2 separate regions of the Homo sapiens genome follow, and region 1 is linked to region 2. The links are chromatin contacts, found by Hi-C in ENCODE. All regions are on one chromosome and are shown on one strand. Each heading gives the region's core, a stretch centred on a gene start or an enhancer-like site at or near the end of the contact. The rest is flanking DNA. Distances are from core to core; before and after follow the strand shown.

Evidence for each region. Hi-C counts contacts between places; a loop is a spot of excess contacts on that map. Pooled maps may share reads with other maps.
Region 1: a loop to region 2 is called in a map of heart right ventricle, with 2.9 times the contacts of the local background. The contact joins the enhancer-like site here to the promoter of LINC01985 in region 2. A Hi-C loop is called at or near these places in 3 of 168 maps with a recorded cell type or tissue (aorta, heart right ventricle and posterior cingulate gyrus) and 3 of 50 pooled maps.

What each region holds. Positions count from the first base shown.
Region 1 is chr3:30,424,639-30,430,993 of GRCh38, forward strand. The region is part of intron 4 of LOC101927995 (a long non-coding RNA gene); the gene reads left to right. All of the region lies in intron 3 of LOC105377013 (a long non-coding RNA gene), which reads right to left. Among named protein-coding and RNA genes, the nearest start is that of LINC01985, 91 kb to the right of the region's middle. Within about 2 kb of position 1,858, at least 6 of the 41 ENCODE cell types and tissues checked have a DNase peak (open chromatin) inside an H3K27ac peak, as active enhancers do; they include heart right ventricle, where a contact is called at or near this core.
Region 2 is chr3:30,516,085-30,522,660 of GRCh38, forward strand. It overlaps LINC01985 (long intergenic non-protein coding RNA 1985), which reads left to right and starts at 2,784. Exons shown (of 3, transcript NR_147054.1): 1 at 2,784-2,873.

The sequences.
Region 1 (6,355 bases), core at 608-3,107, 92 kb before region 2:
TAGTATATTTACATAATTGCAAAATGTTACTACAATCAATTTTAAAATATTTTAAACCCACTGACATTTGTGGTAACTCTTTGTTCTGCTACCCTAACCTCCAGCATAAGCAACTACTATTCTAATATTTTCTGCATAGATTCGGACATTTTATATAAATGGAATCATACAATATGTGATTTTTTTTTTTACCAGGTTTTTAAACTTAGTATATATTTCAAGATTCATTTATGTTGGGACATATAGTAGTATTTTCTTCCTTTTTTATTACCAAACAGCCATTCATCTTATGGATATTCATTTTTATATACATCCTTCAATTAGTAGACATTTTACTTAATTCTACTTTTATGCTATATGAATAATACTGCTATAAACATTTGTGTACAAGTTTTATGTGGGTATATGTTTTTGTCTGGGTATATTACTAGGAGTGAAATTGCTGGGTATTATAATAACTCCATGTTTAACACTCTAGGAAACTGCCAAACTGTTTGTGCTTATTTGCCATTTGTATATTCTTTGGATAAATGTCTAATCAGAGCCTTTGCTCATTTTTAATTGGGTTATTTCCCTTTTTATTATTGGTTTGTGTGGATTCTTTATAAATACAAGATACATATATATATTGGATATATATGATTTGCAAATAATTTCCCTTATTCTGTGGGTTGTCTTCTCAGATGCTTCATAATGTCCTTTAAAGTGCAAAGTGCTTTTAATTTTCATGAAGTTGAATTCATATGCATTTTTTGGTGTGTGCACTTGGTGTCATATCTAAGAAGGCTTTGCCATGAAGGTATATCATAAAGATATGTTCCTATGTTTTCTTCTATGAGATCTTTCGTTTAGCTCTTACATTTAGGTACATAATTTTAGTTTAGCTCTTACATTTAGGTCTATAATTTATTTGAAGTTAATTTTTGTGTACAGTATAAGGAAGGCATCCAATTTCATTCTTTACATATGGGTATCCAGTTATCCCAGTACTTATTGAAAAAACTTTTTCTTGCAATTAAATTATGTTGAAACTTTGTCAAAAAATTAGTTGACAGCAAATGTCAGGATTTACTTTTGTACTTTCCATTCTTTTACATTGATCTATATGTCTATCCAAATGCTAATACCACATTGTCTTGGTTTTTGTAGCTTTGAAGTAGGTTCTACAATCGGGAACTGTAAATCCTCCAATTTTGTTCTTTTTTTATAAAGCTTGTTTTGGCTATCCTGGTTCTCTTGCACTCTATATGAATTTTAGAATCAACTTATCAATTTCTGAAAAAAAAGTCAGCTATCTGTAATTTTGATAAGTATTGCATTAATTGTGTAGATAAATTTGTGGAGTATTAACACCTTAAAATAATAAATCTTCCAACCCATGAACATAGGTTGTAATATTTAAGTCTTCTCAAATTTCTTTCATCAATGTTTTGCAGTTTTCAGAGTACAAGTTTTGCACTTCTTTTGTTAATTTCATTTCTAAGTATTTATAGCTTTTGAAGCTGTCATAAATGGAATTATATCCTTAATTTCTTTTTCAGATTGTTAATTGCTAGTGTATAGAAATACAATTGGTTTTGCACATTTGTCTTACATCTTGAACATTACTGTGCTCATTTATTAATTCTAATTGTTTCCTTACAAGATCCTGTCTTCTAACAATAGGGTTCAATATTATTACCCAGTCACACCTGGGGTAGAGCTTCTGCCCTGTGAATGGGGGTGGATGGAAGAAGGGAGCCCCAGACTTTTCAGCTGCTCTTGCTTGGAATAGAGCTTCTGCAACACAGATCTGGGGGTGGTAATGAGAAATGCTGTCAGCCTGTCCTTTCTGAGAAGATACCACGGCCCTTGACTGGGAGCTGGGAGGAATGCAAGCTCTGTGTTCTTGGCTGCAACTCCTCTTGGCTGGAGTAGAGCTTCTGTCATGCTCAGCTGGAGAGCGGGGGAAGGGAGCACGTCTTTAGTTCAAATGCCACCTATTTTTACTGTTCTTAATAAGATTTAGAAGATTTTCTTAAATATATATGTCTCCATTTGCTGGATGCCCTTAGACATTTTCCAAAAATTATAGATTTGTGTCATTGTTTTTCCTTTGTTAAAACTTACTAATTTTCACCAGTTACAGTTGTTTCACTGGGCAAAGGATCCTCTGAGCTCCTCATGACATCATTCAAGATGTGACTCTTGTCACTTCTTTTATTACTATAAAATTCCCTCATTATTTCCTGAATCCTAGTTTATTAGATAATAATATAACTACATCAGCTTTTTAAAAATGAGTAGTATTTGCATAATGATCTCTACTCTTTATTTTCAGCCTGCCTCTTTTCTCATATTTAAGGTACATTCATTATAAACAGCATATAACTGGGTTTTGATTTTGAATCAGTTCACAGTCTTTGTTTTCAAATTGGAGTATTTTTTTCTAGTAGTTTCAACATATTTGGGCTCAAATCTACCATAATACTTTGTAATATTTTGTTTAATCTGCTTTCTGTTCTTTATGTCTTCTTTCTTGCCTTCCACCAAAATAATCAAATAAATTGTATTATTTAATTTCCCTCCTTCAATAATATGTTTAGTATAATTTTCTCTATCAACTTTCTGGTGGTATTAGAAATTACCATATGTATCTTTGACTTATCAGAGTCTATATAAATTAGTACTATTTTCCTTTTCTAGACAGTGCAAAACCTTGTATCACTTTAATTGTCATTTATTCTCCTCCAACCTTTTGTACTATTGTTTTCTTGTAATTTAATCCTACATTTATTTTAAACACCACAAGGCAGCATTATTACTGCTTAATATATAGTCAATAGACATTTTCCCAGTGCTTTGGGAGGCCACAGTGGGAGGGTTGCTTGAGGACAGGAGTTCAAGATTAGCCAGGGCAACATAGCCAGGCCCCATCTCTACAAAAAAAATATGAAATAAAAAAATTAGCCATGTGTACTGGTGGGCACCTATAGTCCCAGCTGCTCAGGAGGCTGAGGCAGGAGGATTGCTTGAGCTCACTAATTTGAGGATTGGTGAGCTATCACTGTGCCATTGCACTTGAGCCTGAGCAATAGAGCAAGAATTTGTCTCTTAAAAAAAAATAAACGTTTAAAATTTTCAAAATATTCACCCTTTTCAATGTCTGCCCTTCTATCTGGGGTTATGTTATTCTTCTTGACAGACTTTTCTGTTAAGTTTTTTGCTGTAAGCTAAGCCTGCTACTGAATCAGTCTTCTAGACTTTTTTTTTTTTTACCTAAAAATGTCTTTATTTTATCTTAATTTTTAAAGGGTATTTTCATTTTATATGGAATTCTAGGTTGATAGAGTTTTTGTTTTATCTCAAGACACCATTCTGTTATTTTATGCTTCCATCATTTTGGTTAGAAAGACAGATATCAAAGTTATTCTTGTTTCTTTTTAGGTAGCATGCCTTTGTTTTCTGTCTGCTTCTAAGAAACTATTTTTGCCTTTGTACTTAGCAGTTTTACAATAATGTGCCTATGTATGTCTTATTTTTCATTGATCATCTTGAAGTCACAGCAATTTTTAAATCTGTGTCTTGGTGGTGGTTTACATCATTGTTTTGCCAATATACCTTCAAATACTGCTTCTGTCCCATTTTATCCCTTCTCTTCTTCAGGAACTCAAATTAAACATGTTAGGCATTTTTAATCCTTGACCAAATTTCCTGTTTCAATTATCCATTCTATCCCAAAAGTTAGTGAATTAAAACAACAATCACTTCTTTTAAAACTCACAATTCTGTGAATTAGGAATTTTGTCAGACCACAATGGGGATGACTAAGCTGGGATGACTTGAATAGCTAAGGAGCAGTCAGTCATATTGGCTCTACTGGGGCAATATGTCTGAGGCCTTAGTTCTGGTTTTTGCTTGGATTCTTTAGATGTCCTTCCTCTGCCCTTTCAGATGTCCATCTTGAACTTTCTTAAGTCATGAGAGTCTAAGACCAACAAAAGGAAAAATTTAATGCAATCAAGCATCAACATCAAACTACTCCAAACTAAAGGAGGAAGTTCGAACCCATGGCAAAGAAGTTAAAAACCTTGAAAAAAAATTAGACAAATGGCTAACAAGAATAACCAATGCAGAGAAGTCCTTAAAGGACCTGATGGAGCTGAAAACCAAGGCATGAGAACTACGTGACGAATGCATAAGTCTCAGTAGCCAATTTGATCAACTGGAAGAAAGGGTATCAGTGATGGAAGATCAAATGAATGAAATGAAGTGAGAAGAGAAGTTTAGAGAAAAAAGAATAAAAAGAAATGAACAAAGCCTCCAAGAAATATGGGACTATGTGAAAAGACCAAATCTATATCTGATCGGTGTACCTGAAAGTGACAGGGAGAATGGAACCAAGTTGGAAAACACTCTGCAGGATATTATCTAGGAGAACTTCCCCAATCTAGCAAGGCAGGCCAACATTCAAATTCAGGAAATACAGAGAATGCCACAAAGATACTCCTTGAGAAGAGCAACTCCAAGACACATATGTGTCAGATTCACCAAAGTTGAAATGAAGGAACAAATGTTAAGGGCAACCAGAGAGAAAGGTCGGGTTACCCACAAAGGGAAGCGCATCAGACTAACAGCGGAAGTCTCGGCAGAAACTCTACAAGCCAGAAGAGAGTGGGGGCCAATATTTGACATTCTTACGGAAAAGAATTTTCAACCCAGAATTTCATATCCAGCCAAACTAAGCTTCATAAGTGAAGGAGAAATAAAATCCTTTACAGACAAGAAAATGCTGAGAGATTTTGTCACCACCAGGCCTGCCCTAAAAGAGCTCCAGAAGGAAGCACTAAACTTGGAAAGGAACAACTGGTACCAGCCACTGCAAAAACATGCCAAATTGTAAAGACCATCGAGGCTAGGAAGAAACTGCATCAACTAACAAGCAAAATAACCAGCTAGCATCATAATGACAGGATCAAATTCACACATAACAATATTAACCTTAAATGTAAATGGGCTAAATGCTCCAATTAAAAGACACAGACTGGCAAATTGGATAAAGAGTCAAGATCCAGCAGTGTGCTGTATTCAGGAAACCCATCTCACGTTCAGAGACACACATAGGCTCAAAATAAAGGGATGGAGGAAGATCTCCCGAGCAAATGGAAAACAAAAAGGCAGGGGTTGCAATCCCAGTCTCTGATAAAACAGACTTTAAACCAACAGAGATCAAAAGAGACAAAGAAGGCCATTACATAATGCTAAAGGGATCAATTCAACAACAAGAGCTAACTATCCTAAATATATATATGCACCCAATACAGGAGCACCCAGATTCATCGAGCAAGTCCTTAGAGACCTACAAAGAGACTTACACTCCCACACAATAATAATGGGAGATTTTAACACCCCACTGTCAACATTAGACAGATCAACGAGACAGAAAGTTAACAAGGATATCCAGGAATTGAACTCAGCTCTGCACCAAGCGGACCTAATAGACATCTACAGAACTCTCCACCCCAAATCAACAGAATATACATTCTTCTCAGCACCACACTGCACTTATTCCAGAATTGACCACGTAGTTGGAAGTAAAGCACTCCTCAGCAAATGTAAAAGAACAGAAATTATAACAAACTGTCTCTCAGACCACAGTACAATCAAACTAGAACTCAGGATTAAGAATCTCACTCAAAACTGCTCAACTACATGGAAACTGAACAACCTGCTCTTGAATGACTACTGGGTACATGAGGAAATGAAGGCAGAAATAAAGATGTTCTTTGAAACCAACAAGAACAAAGACACAACATACCAGAATCTCTGGGACACATTCAAAGCAGTGTGTAGAGGGAAATTTATAGCACTAAATGCCCACAAGAGAAAGCAGGAAAGATCTAAAATTGACACCCTAACATCACAATTAAAGAACTAGAGAAGCAAGAGCAAACACATTCAAAAGCTAGCCGATGGCAAGAAATAACTAAGATCAGAGCAGAACTGAAGGAAATAGAGACACAAAAAACCCTTAAAAAAAATCAATGAATCCAGGAGCTGGTTTTTTGAAAAGATGAACAAAATTGATAGACTGCTAGCAAGACTAATAAAGAAGAAAAGAGAGAAGAATCAAATAGACACACTAAAAAACTGATAAAGAGGATATCACCACTGATCCCACAGAAACACAAACTACCATCAGAGAATATTATAAACACCTCTATGCAAATAAACTAGAAAATCTAGAAGAAATGGATAAATTCCTCGACACATACACCCTCCCAAGACTAAACCAGGAAGAAGTTGAATCTCTGAATAGACTAATAACAGGCTCTGAAATTAAGGCAATAATTAATAGCTTACCAACCAACCAAAG
Region 2 (6,576 bases), core at 1,534-4,033:
AGATAGATAGATAGACAGATAGGTAGATAGATATCCTACCAATTCTTTTTATCTGGTATAACCCTGAATGATATATCCAATGACTGAAGTTTTGCTTAAGGTTTTCCTGGCCTACAGTAACTGCATATTAACTCTAACTTTCTGGAAATAATGCTTAGAATCAGAACTTGACTTTATTGTCAACTATTATTGTTGTAAATAAAAGTGAGATATTAGTATTCAAAACTTGACAAGATACCATTGCTCCCTTTTCCTGCTTTTACCCACTTTATTTGTATTGGCTTGTGGATAAGAGGTCCCTGCCAAAATGTGTCAACTGGCATAGGAAGAGTAATTTATTTCAGCTAGCATATGTAACCTGACTCAGTAAAACGGTGCTGGTACTTGATAACCACATGTGCTGTCAAAATAGAGGTGCAGCTTAGAATCCTAGGATCCTGGAGAATTCAAGCTCCACCAAGCTCTCATCAGAATAACTTGAAATGTTATTTAAAATGGTGTTTCCTAGACCATCCGTCTCAGTTCTGCTACAGAAGACCCAGATTTTTACAGGCTTCCCACATGATACTTACAATGCTTTAGGAGTTCCCTAGTGGACCTGCAAAATGGTTCTGTCTTTACATTTTTAAAATTTTAGGATTCTGTAACATAGTGTATTTGAGAAATCTCTGTTATAGCTACAAGGACCCCAATATTTAGAATCCACTTAACTAGTCTGTGTTAGGTTGATTTAGTGACCCCAATTTTTTACTCCTCCCTATATCACACCCTTGCCATAGTAACTTCATAAATGAAGTATATTTTCACACTGCTTGGTACTAAATACTCATGAATGAGGCATATTTCCACACTCCTTGGCTTAGGGATTGGTCATGTGACTTGCCTTAGCCAATGGCAGGTTGTCCAAAATTGACCAGTGGACCCTCAATGTAAAACAAAGCCACCCCAGCCACCATGGCCTGAAACTGAGCCTCCCCAAACAACACACAGCTCTATGAGGACAAATAATTATTATTTTAAGTTCCTGAGTTTCAGAGGTGGTTTATTACATAGTGTTATTGCAGTGATCACTAAATGATACATAAACTAATTCCCTAACAGTATGGAGGAGGCAACTGAGGAACTAAGAAGCAAAGTGACTCCTACAGAGCCTTAATCCAAAGGAAAAACTCAAAATGGTAGGACTTTCATAGCAGGCCAGAAGAACACATTGATAAAGAGGTTTTCTTCTCCTTTTTTTGAGACGGAGTCTCACTCTGTCACCCAGGATGGAGTGTAGTGGTGCGATCTTGGCCTACTGCAACCTCTGCCTCCCAGGTTCAAGCGATTCTCCTGCCTCAGCCTCCTGAGTAGCTGGGATTACAGTCACGTGCCACCATAACTGGCTAATTTTTTTTGCATTTTTAGTACAGGCAGGGTTTCACTATGTTGGACAGGCTGGTCTCAAACTCCTGACCTCTGGTGATCCACCTGCCTGGGCCTTCCGAAGCGCTGGGATTACACGCATGGGCCACCACACCCAGCTGATAAAGAGGTTTTCAACATCCTTCCTTCCAACCACATGAAGTAGGCTAGCATCTTCAGATTGATACACCTTTGGAGTAGCAGCATCTTTCCCATCCACAAAACATCACCATGCTGCTCAGCCATGGAAACAGCTGAAGTTCAGTGGGACCACCTTATGGTCTGTAAGATGGGAGGTTGGTGTCCTTCCACCTCCTCCAATGACCTCAGTTCAGTTACTTTCAAACAACCATATACTAGCTGTTGAGTTAAAAACAAATACCACTAAGCCTTATTGCCTTGAGCATGGCATCTTTTATGCCAACCATTAAGATTTATATATCCAAATGCCTTTATTTAATACCTCAAGAAAACATCTTGCCTATTGGACAATTACCTACAGTAGTTAATTTTGATGGAAGGAAATTAGAGTAGAACTGTTTATTATAATCATGTCCAATTAGGACTCAGATTTGGAATTGCTCACTAAGACTCAAGAGTGTTTGAGCTGATTCATTGATTACAATGCTATGAAGAAATTACAAAAGGAATCTAAATGCCCTTGAGAACCTAAGGGACATTTGTTAATGCCAGTACATGTCACAGAGCCTGGAGCTTTATATTTCCACAGGGTTTCTTGGAAACCCTATTTTGCCAAATACCTTGAATTCACGCCCAAGCATTCTTCCTGTTCACAGCCACATGGTGGACCCAGTGCTGAAGGGAGATTAACACTGCAGTTTTCTTGCACAAGGCTCAGACTACACAATACTAAAAAATAAAAAGATAAACATGATTCTAGGCACATTCCGTGCCTCATCTCCATGGCCCAGTTCCTGTTATCCATAAGTAGTTTTAAAATAGTCCACGTTGTTCAGTCCTGCAAAATCAACAGCACTGGAAAGTTGGCAGGTATACTTGTTTAAACAAAGCTCCCAAGTTTTCTGCTGGCAGGTGTTTCCAGAGTTCTTGGAGCACAATTCTTTGGATAGGATATTTGCCAATATACATAGCAACAGGAAAGAAAAAGTGTTTTCCTTTACCACATTGGAGACACTGAAATGCCTTAGATGCAAAGCTGGATATTCAGTTCAGAGGGTTTTTTTGGCTGCAGGTCAAGAATAAATAATAATGAGATCCAGCATCTCTCTGCTCAGAACTCTGATGGGCTTCAGAGTGGAATGAGATCACTTATCAAATTGGCAACAGGTCCTCTCTGGCCATCTCCGTATAGTTTGACCCAATGAGTTTGGTTCTCCCTTCTTTGTCAATTCCCCTGTCTCCTGAATGTCTCATTCTCAAACTAATTTTGCTTGAAATTGTGGCTGGAGATGGTATGTTTGAAACTTAATATGATGAACATAGAACAGGTAAGACATTATTCTTCCCCCATTCATTCCTAGTCATTGATTTTAGTTACATTTTTAAGTCCAGCTTTCCAAAACTGAAACATGGGACTGCTTTAAAAGCACATGACTAATTTCATAATCTGTTCCTTTGCAGTTGGATTGGTTCATAGTTGCTTCCCTCAGATTCATTCTCTGAGCCATTCAATTAAGATCAGCCTTGGTGCTGGAACCCCACAAGAGAGAAGTAATACCTTGTCTCTTACCCTGAACTGCAAAAAACTAAATAGAAGATTAAAAAAATAATAATAAGCAAAGCAAGACTAAAGTCTGAGGAGGGGAAACACAAGCAAAGTAGGGAAAGGTCTGGGGGAGAAGTTTTTAAAACTTAAAGGAAGTCAAAATGTTTCTGGCTTAGAAGGTACTTAATGGTCATTAAATTGTAACTCAGTGAAAATTAAGAGTTTTAAGTTCCGCCTACAAAAATGTAGAATACCAGGCAATACTAAAAGTTACTGTAAGTCTTTTTTTTTAGTTACGTGCTAATGGAAAATGTGTATTGAATTTAAGTTCTTTCGTTTTTGTATTAACTGGCCTCATCTTGGGGTTCAATTAATGCCTCTGTCTGTATGATAACTTTCCTTCATTTCCCTCATAGTGTCTTGTCTTTAGTATTTTGAGAACTTTCTTATAAGTTTCCAAGCAAAGATACTCTTATAGATGTTCTGGGTTCCGAATGGGCCATTTCAGTAGAGTCTAGATGTAGCTGAGGGCCTTCTCTCAGAAAATTCATCTGTTTTGGGAAAAAAAAAAAAAAAAAAAAAAAGCCTGGGTGCAGTGGCTCACTCCTGTAATCCCAACACTTTGGGAGGCCGAGGCGGGCAGATCACTTGAGGTCAGGAGTTCAAGACCAGCCTGGCCAACATGGTGAAACCCCATCTCTACTAAAAATACAAAAAGTAGCCGGGCATGGTGGCACACAACTGTAGTCCTAGCTACTTGAAAGGCTGAGGCGGGAGAATCATTTGAACCTGGAAGGTAGAGGTTGCAATGAGCCGAGATCACTCCACTGCAATCCAGCCCGGGCAATAGAGCAAGACTGTCAGAAAAACAAAAACAAAACAAAAAAACAACTAGCCATTCAATTGACAGAGAGAAAACTAATTTTTTTCTTCAGTTTAACTGTAGAACCGTGGCTACAAAAAGAAATCACATTGGTCAGATTCTGAGTTTTTTACTTCAGGAAGACATCTGAGGAAATAACAGTGATTAATAATATAAAACTTGATCAGATAGACCTGAGTTTACATTCCTGCTTTTTACCTACTTGCAGGGTGTTTTAAAAAATAAGGCTGTCAGTTCAATAATGGTGTTGCCTCTCCTAGCTGTGATAATTCGATTCATTTATTAAAATCTCTGGGCTTTGGTTCCTCAGTGATAAAACAGTCAAGATGAGTAGATGTGATTGGAAGAATTAAATGAAGTAGTATAGTCAAGAGCAGACCCCATAAAGGCGATTTGATTAGAATGGCCACAAATATTTGACTGCAACTTTAAGATCACCATACTTTTTAACTTTTATGTGTTTTCTTTCATGAGTACTAAATATCTATTGTAGGGAAATTAGAAAATACAGAGAAGTAAAAATAATGAGAATTACTTAATCACTTATAGAATCACTTGCCAGAAATAATTATTGAGAATTCGATTAAATCCTATCAGACTTAATCATAAAAAATCAAAATGACATCAGATTGTCCCTGAAATGTTTAATTTTCACCTTTTAGAGTATCTGCCTGATCTCTTTTATGAAAGTGAGTGAAGAAAGTCATAAGAAATTGATTTCTAGGAGGTAAACCAGGAGAAAGAATCCTGAGAAGATTTGGGAGGAAATGAACTTACTGTTTGTTTGTTTTCACAAAGGAAGAAATGTTGCGAATTCCAGGCAGAATATTGTTTTCTGCCAGATCCTTTCCGGAAAAGGCAATAGTGCTAAGGCAGGGTTTCTCTCAGAAAAATAGCAAGCCCTGAAGGATTTCTATTGGGTAGGTTTCACTAAAAATGAGGAATCAATATTGTTTTTATTGTCAGCTCCCAGTGACTGAATTGGAAAGGACTGAGAAAGCAATAACTTCATTTTTCAAAAGTTGCCTCCCTTTTCCCTTCTTTCCCTTCATTAGGATAATTTGTAAAAGCTTTTTGGCTCTTTCTGTGGTCTCTATTACCAAAAGATCTGAACAATTATTTTTGAAAATTTACCCCTAAAATCTATTTGATAGTAATGTTTTAATGTAATATCTAACATATTGCTTCATCATATTTGGAATATCCATAGCATAGCTAAAATTTTTTGAGTGTTCTGTTTATGCGTAAGTTCTCCAAACTCCATTTTAAAGATAACAAAACTGAAGAGCTTAGAGGTATTAAGTAAATTGCCCAAGATCACATAGGGAGTGTCAAACTGGAGCTTAAGCACATGCAGATCCACCACAGTCCAAAAAGCATCCCCTATTGACCATGGCACATTTCACCTTACTGTGTATGTACACACTCAAGCCTATACACACTCCATACCACTCATCCAAACACAGTCAGAGAAATTGCTAATAAAGGAAAATGTGCATAATTATGGAAATGTCTAAATGTAAGAATATGCTTTGCATGGGATTTATTTGGAATAGAACACCATGGCCCTAGACTTGTAATTCCATCAGGAACATCACTGGTATCTGCATGGCACAGTTAGCAATTTTAATACATTGATAAAATCCATTGATGGTCCAGGGCTTTCACATGTAAATGAATATTATAATTGCATAACCCAGAAAAAGAAAAAAAATGAGTTCTAAACAAGCTCTGAGATGATTCTTATAGAACTTATAGTATTGATGTATTGAAGGAGATCATCACAACAAAACCCTCCAGCAATCTGAGCAAGAGCACAGTACCTAGCTGTAGCAGTGGGTAGAATGAGTTTCAAGTTAAAAGAAGATACCGAATTGTTTGCAGATCTTTCCTCTTTTCTGTACTTCATAGACTCTTCTATCCCTGAAAAATAACATAATGAATATCAAAAGGGAATTTCTAGAACCATGCAAAGTTTATTTCCTCTTGCCCTATGTCCTGTGTCAGCTGAACTTCTAATAGCTTGGAGTGTGAGAAGAAGCTTTATTAATAAAGGGAGATGAAGGCAGGGAGGGAGAACTCATGTTTATTAAGCACCCACCAAAGGTCAGGCACTCACATATGTGCTATGTGCTTATGCTTTATATATTTAATCCCTTCCAACAGTACTGTAGATAGTATTATTCTCATCATCCAGTTAGAGAAGCTGAGGCTCAATAAGCTAAATAATTTTACTAATTTGACTAATCCATTGAGTATCAGAGTTAGGATACCAGCCCAAATCCAAAGCCTTTCTACTGCACTGAGAAAATAAGAAATAGGTTCTGAACTTCTCTTCCCCAATTTCACAGCCATAGTGAGATTTATTTTTAACTCTGTTCAATTTGCTAATATTTGAGGTGTCACATTCTTTGGGTAAGGATGATTATTTATAATTTTGAATTCCAGTTAAACCCCCAAAACTTATTCCAGACTATACATCGGAGTAAAAAGAGGTTTATGCAGTAACAGTTAAACTATGTTTCTCTCTGCTTTTATAAGACATAGAGCCCTCTTTACATTCCTTCCATGGAGTTTGGCACGTGTCTAAGTTGTGGTAAGC